Regions from separate parts of the Mus musculus genome. Here region 2 is linked to region 1. The links are chromatin loops, found by intact Hi-C in ENCODE. Cell type or tissue: left cerebral cortex. All regions are shown on one strand. Each heading gives the region's core, and the rest is flanking DNA. Links, peaks and the distances in the headings are about the cores only.

Region 1 (5,378 bases), core at 97-5,096:
TGCCGGACTGAGAACTCGGTGCTCACCCAGCTTTAGGAAGCAAAGGCAGGAGGAGAGCAGTCCCAGGGTTCCCTCTTAAAATAGCTAACTTGAGAGCAGACTGAGCAACATGGCAGACACCAACATGGCTCCAAAAAAGAAGCCAGTGATCTGCACAGCTTAAAATTGCACACAGCTGGTCCTTAAGATATACATTCTTTTCTTTTTTTTTCACTTATTATATATGCAGGTGTATAAACAGTAAACACGGATGCATACATGCCATGGCCATGTGTGTGGAAATCAGAAGACAGCATTCAGGAGTTGGTTCTACCATAGGTTCCACGGACTGTACCCAAGTTCAGGCTCACACAGCAAGCACCCATTGGCCCCTCCTCAAGTCTCAGATGCTATGACGCAACAGAAACAGAGCTCTTTCTCTCCTCCAGATGTTTACATTCTAGAATAGACAAGCACATCATCCTGAATGCATGCTTTGCCACAGGGATGGACATAGGACTACCATGGCAGCCACCTGGCAAACACTGACACAGGGAGAGTGAGGCATGGCAGGGAAGGGTGGGTGAGAGCCAGACAAAGAAGGCAAAGTGGAGGCACAGCCTGGGTACCTGGGAGTACTGACAGTAGCTCTGTACACCTGGGACACAGGATGCTCAAGAAGATGTGGCAAGAGAGGACATAGGTGCCAGGATAATCAAGATGAGCCTGAGGACAGCAAGGAGGACTGTGGGGCCTTATGAGGAAAGGAGACTAGCACTGTGCATATTGTGAAGAGCACCAGCTGCAGAGAAGGGATGCCATTCGGGGTCAAAGACTGGAGGCTGCTAGCTCACCTAAGGTGCCACATGCTTGGCTTAGACCCAAGCATGGCCTTGGTGGTACGAGCATCTAGCTTTCAAAATGAAATTATAGATACCACCATTTCATTTTTTATCAACCCAAGGCAGTAAATGACACCACTCAGTGTTCTCTTATAGTCCCTGTAAGTCAGACGGCACATCTGCCTGTTAAAACATTCTTCCCCGTACACCAAATTCTCCTGCTGAGTTACTGTGGACATACATATATGTCACCCTGTTAATGTCAACTGACTAGAAAGATGCACGTGGACTGAAGTATATGGGGACACTACAGGAAACAAAAGTAAATTTGGGGGCCAGGGAGATGGCTCAGCTGGCAAAGTGTTTCCTATGCAAACATGAGGGCCTGAGACTAATCTCTAGACCCATGTTAAAAAATAAAAATAAAAAATAAACAAAAACAAACAAATAAACAAAAAACCTAGGAAGTGGGTGCTTGACAGGTGGCCCAGGCTTGGTGGCATGAGTGCTTGTAATCTTAACATTGGGAATGCTGAAACAGGCGAATGCCCAGGGCTTGCTGGCCAGCCAACCCTATCCCAAAACAACAAGGTGGATGGCACCTGAGCACATCTGAGGCTGATCTCTGATCTCCACATGCACGCACACACATCTGCACACACATATACTCATATACTAAGTAAGGAAGCTATAGTTTTGGCACTGACTCTCAACCTCAGGAGCAAGTCCTCGGAAGGTCCTTTTACTCTCTATTCAGGACAAACACACACATACATAATGTTTTATAGTATATATTATATATGGACTCAAGGGCCAGCCTACATTAACCTTCATAATTTTGTGTGAAATATATTCTAAGCATCCCAAGGCAATGCACTGTTGATTCTAAGATGTAAATTTTCCCTGAACACTCAACATCTCTGAAATTGAGCTGTGTTTGTCACGGAATGATGTGCTGTAGTTCTAACAGGCAGCATCCTTTCCATATTGATAGTTAAGTCTAGGTCTCCCATTCAGTGGCATCTAAGGTTTGCTTAACCATTGTAAACTAAGATTGCCCTGGTGTCCCTTTCCCAGCAGGTCACAAGTTCAGGAAACTCAGCAGTGACAGGGCTAGAATGAGGGCAGGAATCCTTTCCAAATACTTGAGAAAAATATAAGAAACAGTTTTAAAACTCTTTACATCCCAGTTGTCTGCACTGGTGTGTAAGTCACAGTCCAGACTGTGAGCTTCCTGAGGGCAGGGGTTCAGTCGGATACATCAATTTCCCAGGGCGCTGCACATTTACCAGTTTTCAGTGAGTGCAATTAACCGAGACTGTGGTTAAAACAGGTAAGTTGACCCCACCAGAGGCCAGCTCAGGCCACCAATGGTCAAGATGCTGCCTATCCAGATCCATAATCCCCAACGCTGGGATTTGGCCACTAAAGTCACCACTCACCAGAACATCCCTGAAGAGTAACTGCGGCCCGGAGTGCACGGTCCAGTCCACCGCGCCACTATTTGGAATCTTGATCCGAATCACCAGCACCTGGTTCTCCATGGCACAGAAGGGGCCAAGGGCCAGCCACAGCATTACAGGTTAAAGGGTCTCACATCCTGGGGCGAGGGGTACCGACCTGCCCCTACTTAGGAGGAGCCCCAAGAAGTGACAAGGGGAACGATAGACAGAAGGCAGGCGATAAATAGGGAGCAAGAAGATGGGGAGAAGTGAAGAGGAGCGATCAGGAGGGAGCTTGCAGGCCCAAAACCAGGCCCAGGTCGTGTGGAGTGTCCCTAGGAGAGGATGCACTGTTGGGGGACCGGCCAAGAGGAATTAGTAGAGAGCGGAAGGTCCTGGAGTTACAAAAGTGGACAAAACAGAACCCACAAGCATTCTGTAGTCCTTGTGAGTAAGAGGAGACAGCGGAGCAACGGCCTGGTTTAAGGCAGGTACAGTGGCCAGGGTCCTGCCGTCCTGAGTGTCTCGGTGGGCAAGGGGACGGTGGCCGGGCGCCGCGGGCTGGGTCGGGGCTGTTTCGGAGGTGCACCGGTGGCGCCTGCCCTCCAACCAGGCAGGGGGGCCCAGGGCCGCGGGGTCAAGGGGCGGGTCCCGGACCGCAGCCGGAACCGGAGGGCGCGGCGCGTGCAGGATCGTCCGACTGAGGCCCGCGTCCCGGCAGCGGAGGTGGCGGCGAGAGGAGGAGGAAGGCGGCCGTTAGACCGCTGTTACTCCGGAACCAAAACGCGATGGCGCCGGAACCCGGGGAGCCGACATGTGGGACCCGCCTCCTGGGGCGCCATGTTGGAAGAGGGCAGCTGGGGCGGAGCAGGGATCTCGTGCTAGGACTGGCTGACTTCCATCTCTTCAGGTAGTGGTAAAGGAGCCTAGAAAACCCAGGAAGACACGGATCTACGGCTGGGGGCTGTCCGTAAAACAATTTAAGGTTTGATCATGCAGAAAAGGCGGTGAAGGACAAGACGGCAGCACCAGCTTGTCAAGTTATATACCTTTTACTATCCGCGGGTTTGTTACATTAAATCGGCAAGAGCCAGGCAAGACCTTTTTATTAAAAAAAGAAAAAAAAAAAAAAAAGCATGTTTTTATGCCCCTTCTTCCAATTAACAGTTCCAAAATACCACTATTTTTTCTCCCACGTTAGCAAAGTGTGCATGAATTTTTCAGTGAGGTCCTTTACCCTAACCAGTGACCTACAGTACCAAGCAATCTCCTACTCAAAAGCAACAGTAAAGAAACTCAATGGAGAGCGCTTAACTGCCTGGGGACAGCTGTATTTCTGGCATCATAATATCTTATTCAACCGTTGCAAAAATATCCCGTCTGTTCCATATATTTTCAGCTAAATTGCAGTGTTTATGCAGTCAGTGATAGCAGGGCAGTAGCCGTAAACCTTGGTTATTTTTAAATGCCTTGTTACCTCACATTTTAAAGTGCATAATCCTGTTGATCTATGTGTCTATACAAAAGAATTGCTTACAAATGGCAACGTGTAGGTAGGCCCTTTATTTGTAATTAAATTATGCTATTATCTCTACCTTTTGGGGCTGATTATGCATAAACATAGTGCGTGGGGTGGTGGGACCAGTGTCCACTTTCCCCGGAATAAACAGATATGTGATTAATGTAAGAGGAGGAACAATTAAATGTTGATCATTTTCAATGTAATACCAAAATTTGTGGCATAATTTCCTCTACTTGGGCTTTTTTCCTGTTGCATTTGAAAGGCCATTGTAGGAGATAAATGACCATCTTTTAGTTATTATTCCTTAATAGCTTAGGTAGGAATTCACGTAGACCGATTCTCCAGGTACTGTTGGAACTACCCCTTTGTAACTGCTCTTCAGTGCTAAAGAAAAATTCACTATTTTGCCATGTACTTCTTAATCTAAACTTTATTTCTATTATTAAGGAAAATTAACTACAAAACTAGAGATTTTCTATTAACCTATGATTTGTTAAAACGTCTTTTTAAAAATTCATAGTACCATAGGGAAAACCAACACCATTTGCCAAATTTGCATGTATATTCTGAAGCACTTTTTTAAATATATGAATGGCAGTCTCTCAGCTTCCCAAATATCTAAAGAGCAAATATAATCACATTTCAACTTTTTGTAGCCTTTACATAGCATGAAATCTTAAGACTTTATTATTTGAGCAGAGTTTCACAGAACTATTAACATTCAAAAGTACCTCTTTGTTAAGTAATATAAACACCACCGTCCAAATTAAAGGGATATATGTTTATGATCTTAAAGTTTTTGCACATAGTATTTTCTTTTTAACAGTAGACATAAGTAGCCACACAAGTTCTGACTGAGGTAGTTTGGTAGCCATAAAGTACTTTAATTGTAGTAGAAGGTTTATGCTTGTTTCTTTCCTACTTAAAGGGGGTTAAAGTTTGGATTGGAAATGTCCCCCATATGCTCAAGCCTTGCTTGTCCGTCAGTGGCACTGCCAGGAGACGATAGAATCTAATGTTGGGTCAGTGAGAGTAAGATAGGTTCTTGGGGGCATATTATACGACGTTATTGGGACCAGTGCCCTTCTTCCTTCTTCTGTTTCTTGTCAGCCATGAAGAAAACACCTTTACTTCCTGCCTTTTCCCACACACTCGCTGATGTGTGGAAGTCTGCCTAACCACAGGCCTAGAGATCATGGCCTAAAATCTGTGAACTTATGAGGCAAAATATATACCTCCTCCCCCCTACTTATAAGTTGCTTATCATTGAAAACTGACACATGAACCAGTTGTGGTGGCAAATGCCTTTAATCCCAGCACCATGAGGCAGACTCAGGCAAATCTCTGTGAGTTCGAGGTTAGCCTGGTCTATAGTCTATAGAGAGAGTTCCAGGACAGCCAGGGCTACACACAAAAATCCTGTCTCAAAAAAACAAAACAAAACAAAACAAAAACCCAAAAAACAAAATAATAAAAGGAGAATGAGACAATGATTAGCACAGAGGACCTGCTTCTAAATGACTATGATAGAAAGTTTCTCTCTAAATTCTGATGGAAGAAACACAAAAATGAATAAAATATATCAGATGGTGG
Region 2 (5,378 bases), core at 236-5,235, 250 kb before region 1:
AGACCTCAGGGCCTCTCACCTTCTGTCCAGTGCAGCCATGTTCCATGTCACCAAAGCCCAGAAGACCTTGTGATGTAAGTACACATGAAGTTCAGTTTTTATTTAAAGAGCCTAATTTCTGGACATTTATTTGGGGGTCACAGTATTGGCGTAAGTGACTTGCAGACATTGTAAGAGCTTTTCCTTCACTCGGCTGCTAAAGTTTAATTCACTCTAATTATTTCATATGGCATCGACTATAATAGTTTCATAATTTCTAGTATATTAAGCACTTAATATGTTGTGTCATTTGAAATCACATATTAAATTCAGCAAAGTACATTTTAATGAGAGTTAAGTGGTGTGAAAATATTAACACAGTGTGATGGTTCATCTTGGCACTCTCATTTTCTGGTTTTTCGAGTCTTTCCTGATGGGGGCAAGTGTCTCAATCACCAGGTAAGGGGCGTGGCAGCTACTCCTGTTCCCTGGGAGAGGGCCCAGACCTCTCTGGAGTTCCCAGTGCCCTTACCTATCCGTTCCCAGTGTCCCCAGACTTGGACACCAAAAGGCAGGAAATATGTCTTCAGTCTAGAAGAGAAGTCAGTAGCTTGGCACCTGGAAAAGTGGAAATGGCTTGCTTCCGGGTGATCTACAGTCAGCGGAGGGGCTGCTGGGACTCATGCTGTGGCTAACCCGGATGCCGCTGTCAGCATGGCAGGGTAGATGAGTGACGTCAGAGGCCAGGGTGCCAAGGTTTGGAGGAGTGCCCTTGCAAAACAACACAGATATGCTGACTTAGGCAGAGAGAGCTAGATCCGCCCTTAGACTCAGGCTCCTCCTCTTTAGTTTTATTTTGTTTGTTTATTTTAAAAAATTTTGCTTTATAGCCGGGCGGTGGTGGCCCACAGCTTTAATCCCAGCACTCAGGAGGCAGAGGCAGGCCGATTTCTGAGTTCGAGGTCAGCCTGGTCTACAAAGTGAGTTCCAGAACAGCCAGAGCTATGTAGAGAGACTCTGTCTCAAAATACATCATCATCATCATCATCAAACCCGGTCTGCATTCTCTCACTTAGGTGGTGGGAAACTCTTCTCAACAGGAGCAAGTGATCAAACCTTGTCTCTTGGGGTTCTACAGCCCAAGACACTCAGGGAATTCTATCTACATTCAGGTCACCCCAGGTCTGTATTGTGGAGAGAAGCCAATGATTCTGAAGGTTATAGGAGCTCTGCTGCCACTGTAGCTGGCCAAAGCCATCCCTCAATAGCACCCACACTTCTGCTCTAGGGCCTAAGCCCTGGGGGACCGAGACTCTCTGTGAAGTCATGATCCCTTGGTTCTCTCTCCGCTTAAGGGGTTCCATCATGTGAGCTCTCCTCCAGCCGCATGCCCTATCCATTTAATCTCTTCCATTTACCCATTCTCTTAGTCTGTTTTCTGATACTATAACGAAACACCCAAGGTCGGGAATCTGTACAGAAAAGAGGTTTATACAGCTTACAATTTTGGAGGGCTAAAATCTGTGACTGGATATCCCCATCTGCTTGGTCTTTGCTGAAGGTATTTGGTTACATCACTACACAGAGATGCATTTGGCCTCCTTTAGGCTACATGTGAAAAATCACATGGTGAGGGCTAGAGAGATGGCTCAGCCGTTAAGAGCACTGGCTGCTTTCTTTTAGAGATCCTGAGTTCAATTCCCAGCAACCACATGGTGGCTCACAACCCTCTGTAATGAGATCTGATGTCCTCTTCTGGTGTGTCTGAAGACAGCTACAGTGTACTCATATAAATAAAAGGAATAAATAAATAAATCTTCACGAGTGGTGCCCTGTGACCTAATTACCTTGCACTTGGTCCCACCTCTGCTCTAGGCACAAATCACTCCGAGGCGCCCACATCCACATGGGGCCTTGGGGGCTGAGGGAAGGTCCACAATGGCTGCTACAGATCCATTTGCAGTGGGAGGTTTGCACACCTCAGGGACGCCCAGCATATTTTACCTTTGTAAACAGAATACAAAAGTCATATTAGGACTCAAGATTTTGTTACCTATCATTTTGCATATGTGTGTGGTTGGGTGTGTGCCATGGCACACACATACGGAGGTCAGAGGACAACTTATTAGTGAATCAGTTCTCTCTCCCTATCATGTGGGTCCCAGAGATCAAACCCAGGTCATCAGACATAGCCTGATTACCCACTGAGCCACCTTGGAATTTTTACATCTTGCTAATTATATTCTCTCAGGAAAACCTTTAAGTTATACAACCGCAGCACATCAAGGCTGAACCAGACATTAGCAGTTAACTGTGCTCTGTAGCCTGCTTCTTACAAGCTAAAACAGGACCGGAGCCAGAAAGAGTGGAACTAGAACCCTGATTCCTCGGCTTCATAACCGCTGGACAAGAAAAAAGCAGACAACAGAACCAAACGGACCACCTCCGGCTTCAAATAGTCAGGAACGGTGAACAAGATCCAGGTCTGTTTTCTGCCGGCTTGCACAATAAGGCAGTTATGAACCCACCGGCTGTACCTGTCACCGTGATACGTGTGAGCAGCCACTGTGTCGAAAAGACTCTCCTTCTAAATCCGTGAAAAACAAACGTGGATGCTGATTGAAGTTTAGCATCATCTCCCATTAATGCTATTACGGCTTGGTTATTTGCAATTCCCTTTTGTAAATCCGAGGGAAACATCATTGCCCAAATTAGCTCTTTTCACTCAATAAAGGCCATTATTAGCATTCTGAGTTTTGCAGTTGCTTACTGCGTATTTAGAGAGAGGTCACGTGAGAAGCTGGGCGGCTTGCACCTGATTTCCATCTTATTGAAAACAGGTAGGAGGGGGTGGGGTGGGGACTCAGCTCCAAAAGCCAGGCCAGCGGCTTCTCTGCCTAGGCTGTGCACGGGTCCTGCCGTCTAACCGCGTGCAGGCCGAGCACTGCGCCCAGGCCCCTGGTGCCTCGCTCGTGGCCTCCCTTGTGGTATCCGACTCTGGTGACTGGAACTGACTTGCGTGGCTTTTGCCTGGGAATCTCTGTCCCTGTCCTCTCAGGGCTGCCTGTGTATCAAGTCACTATTCAAAGATCGCTCAGTGACCCCCTCCTGTACAGTCATTTCGCGGTGTAAGTGTGTGCTTGTGCGTGTCCCTCGCTGACACCGGAGCTCCCTGCTCACTGTCTCTTAAAGAGTCGGGGGCGACAGTCGGCGCTCTGGGTTTGTCAGAGCAAAGAAGGACAAGAGGCAAAGTAGTCTGAGTTTGGGGGTAAAGTCTAACCCGCAAAGGTTAGACTCTTTCTTCGGAGTCCTACTGCGCAGGAGAAGAGACCGGCCTCTGAACCAGGTTTGCACCCAAATCTCACTTTCTTTTCAGGGCGCGCAGGCCCACTTGGCTTAACCTGCCAGAGCCTCAGTTTCCTAACCTGCGAGGTGCGGGGACTTTAAAGTGCCTGGCCCTTAGTAAACGCAGTAGCAGCGAGAGTGGCCTCTCCCCACTCCCCCGCAACCACTGCCAGCAACGGTAGGGCGCTGTTTCCAACAAGTCGGGGAAACTAAGGCCAAGATTGCCCTCACACCCCATACACCTAGAGCAGGCCGCTTCGGCGACCGATTCGTGGGTGGAGAGCCTCAGAAGCCGGGCTGGCTAGATGAGCCGCTTGCAACCTACGCCCTATGCTCGTCGCCTGGTCCCTAGGATACAGCGGGGCCCTGCGCGGCTGGGCGCGATCCCGGTGCGGTCGGGCGCGTGCACAGCGCGCATCACGTGGCGGACTGTGACTTCAGGGCTGCGCACAGCTCAGTCCCGAACAAGTCTGTTTCCCATCGTCCCCTCATTTGCATATACAATGTAAAAAGAGTTTTCGAATATAAATGAACTTACTCTGAGTCTAAATAAAAAAATTTCGAACATATAACATAAAACCTAGAAGGTACTACTTTGGGGAGTCATTGATTTTGAAAACAATATAGAAACTTCTCACCATAATCTAAAAGGAACTTAAAATTTTGTCCTTATATACTTCCTGAGAAAATGGGCTGTTCGTGCTCGCTTCGGCAGCACATATACTAAAATTGGAACGATACAGAGAAGATTAGCATGGCCCCTGCGCAAGGATGACACGCAAATTCGTGAAGCGTTCCATATTTTTCCTACTTAATTTTTTTTTCCCTCATGAAGTCCAAAACAGCCCCAACGGTTTTACCTTTTGCTTGACTAAATCGAACCATTGTACTCAAGGAAGGAATGTGAGGCGTGACATAAGCAGACCCATCACTTTGCAATGCGCCTTATCCATGGGCTTCAGTTGCAGTTTGTGACTTATTTTAATTTTTGAGATAGGTCTCACAGGTTCCACCATGACCCCGAGTTTGCTATACAGTCTAGGATAACCTCAAACTTAAGCTCTTCCTGCCTCCACGTCCCCATTGCTGGGATTACAGGCGTGCACTACCACACCTGGCTCCAGCTCATCTCTCCCCTCCTCAATAACCTATTTCTTCACCTTAGCCCTAAGGAATGGTTTTGCTAAAGCCGTAGAGTCACCTGGGCGAGACTAGCAAGCCTTTAAAACTAGGTCTGATACCTTTGAAGAGACACTGGCTATGGAAGCAAAATTTCCTGGTTGCACAATATTTACTAGTTATTGCCAAATAACTAGTGCATAAATAATGCTTAAATCTTAACCATCAAGATGAAGAAGAAACGACCACCCTCCTTAAGTTCAAATTTCCTGTGCTGATTTACTCAGTGCTTTCTGACATACCAATTTCTTCCTCAAAGAAAAATGGGGTATGTGCTTCCCTGGTTCCTGAGCCCGCGCGTGGGCTCTGCAGCCCCTGGGACGCCTGCGGTTCCCGGGCTCGCCCCAGTGACACCTGTGATCAGCCCTGAAGACCAGGGTGGACTAGGTGAACCCCACATGCCGCCGCTGGCTGTAGAGCAGCGTACCACTCTGTATATATTTCTGTTTTAGTCTGTGGAGGTGACATGACCCCTTCCTGATTACAGTGGCTGAATCAAGATCTGTGGGACTCCTTGCGCCTCGGCTTTCCGCCTTCCTTTAAAGCATAGACTGGCCTAGAATCGTATCAACAGTTCTGTTTCAATCAGATGTCCCATTTGGATAAACAGTTTTAAATTATCTCCCAGAGTGCTGTCAATCAAAGTCACTACGGATACTAGTGTGGTGCTTCATCCTCCGACAGGAAGGACTGGCAGGATCGCTTATGTTGGAATGGAGTGGTATAGGAACTCAGTAGAAACCCCCTGAATCTTAAGGACAGGACCTGGCATTCTGTTGGGGTATGCAATCCTTAGGGCTAGGAAAAAAAAAAAAATCTAAAGCCCTGATTGTCTTTTCTGGCTCTACTCTAACTTGCTCAAATACTTGGGCCAA

The links. Peaks named below come from ENCODE experiments on the same cell type or tissue, not always from the same donor. Only the 100,000 strongest peaks of a DNase experiment are listed, where the experiment ranks them.
Region 2: a loop joins it to region 1, with 2.6 times the contacts of the local background. A loop is called at or near these places in 2 of 42 quality-filtered maps.

What each region holds. Positions count from the first base shown.
Region 1 is chr9:63,374,860-63,380,237 of GRCm38, forward strand. Map2k5 (mitogen-activated protein kinase kinase 5) reads right to left here and starts at 3,043. Exons shown (of 22, transcript NM_011840.3): 1 at 2,264-3,043. The coding sequence starts at 2,398. In left cerebral cortex, for the core only: no CTCF peak of the experiment used is centred there; DNase peaks (open chromatin) are centred at 2,389, 3,091 and 3,572; H3K4me3 peaks cover 2,172 bases; H3K27ac peaks cover 1,752 bases.
Region 2 is chr9:63,129,260-63,134,637 of GRCm38, forward strand. Gm25064 (a small nuclear RNA gene) reads left to right here and starts at 4,024; the gene lies at 4,024-4,130. In left cerebral cortex, for the core only: no CTCF peak of the experiment used is centred there; DNase peaks (open chromatin) are centred at 3,140, 3,709 and 4,220; H3K4me3 peaks cover 2,432 bases; H3K27ac peaks cover 1,852 bases.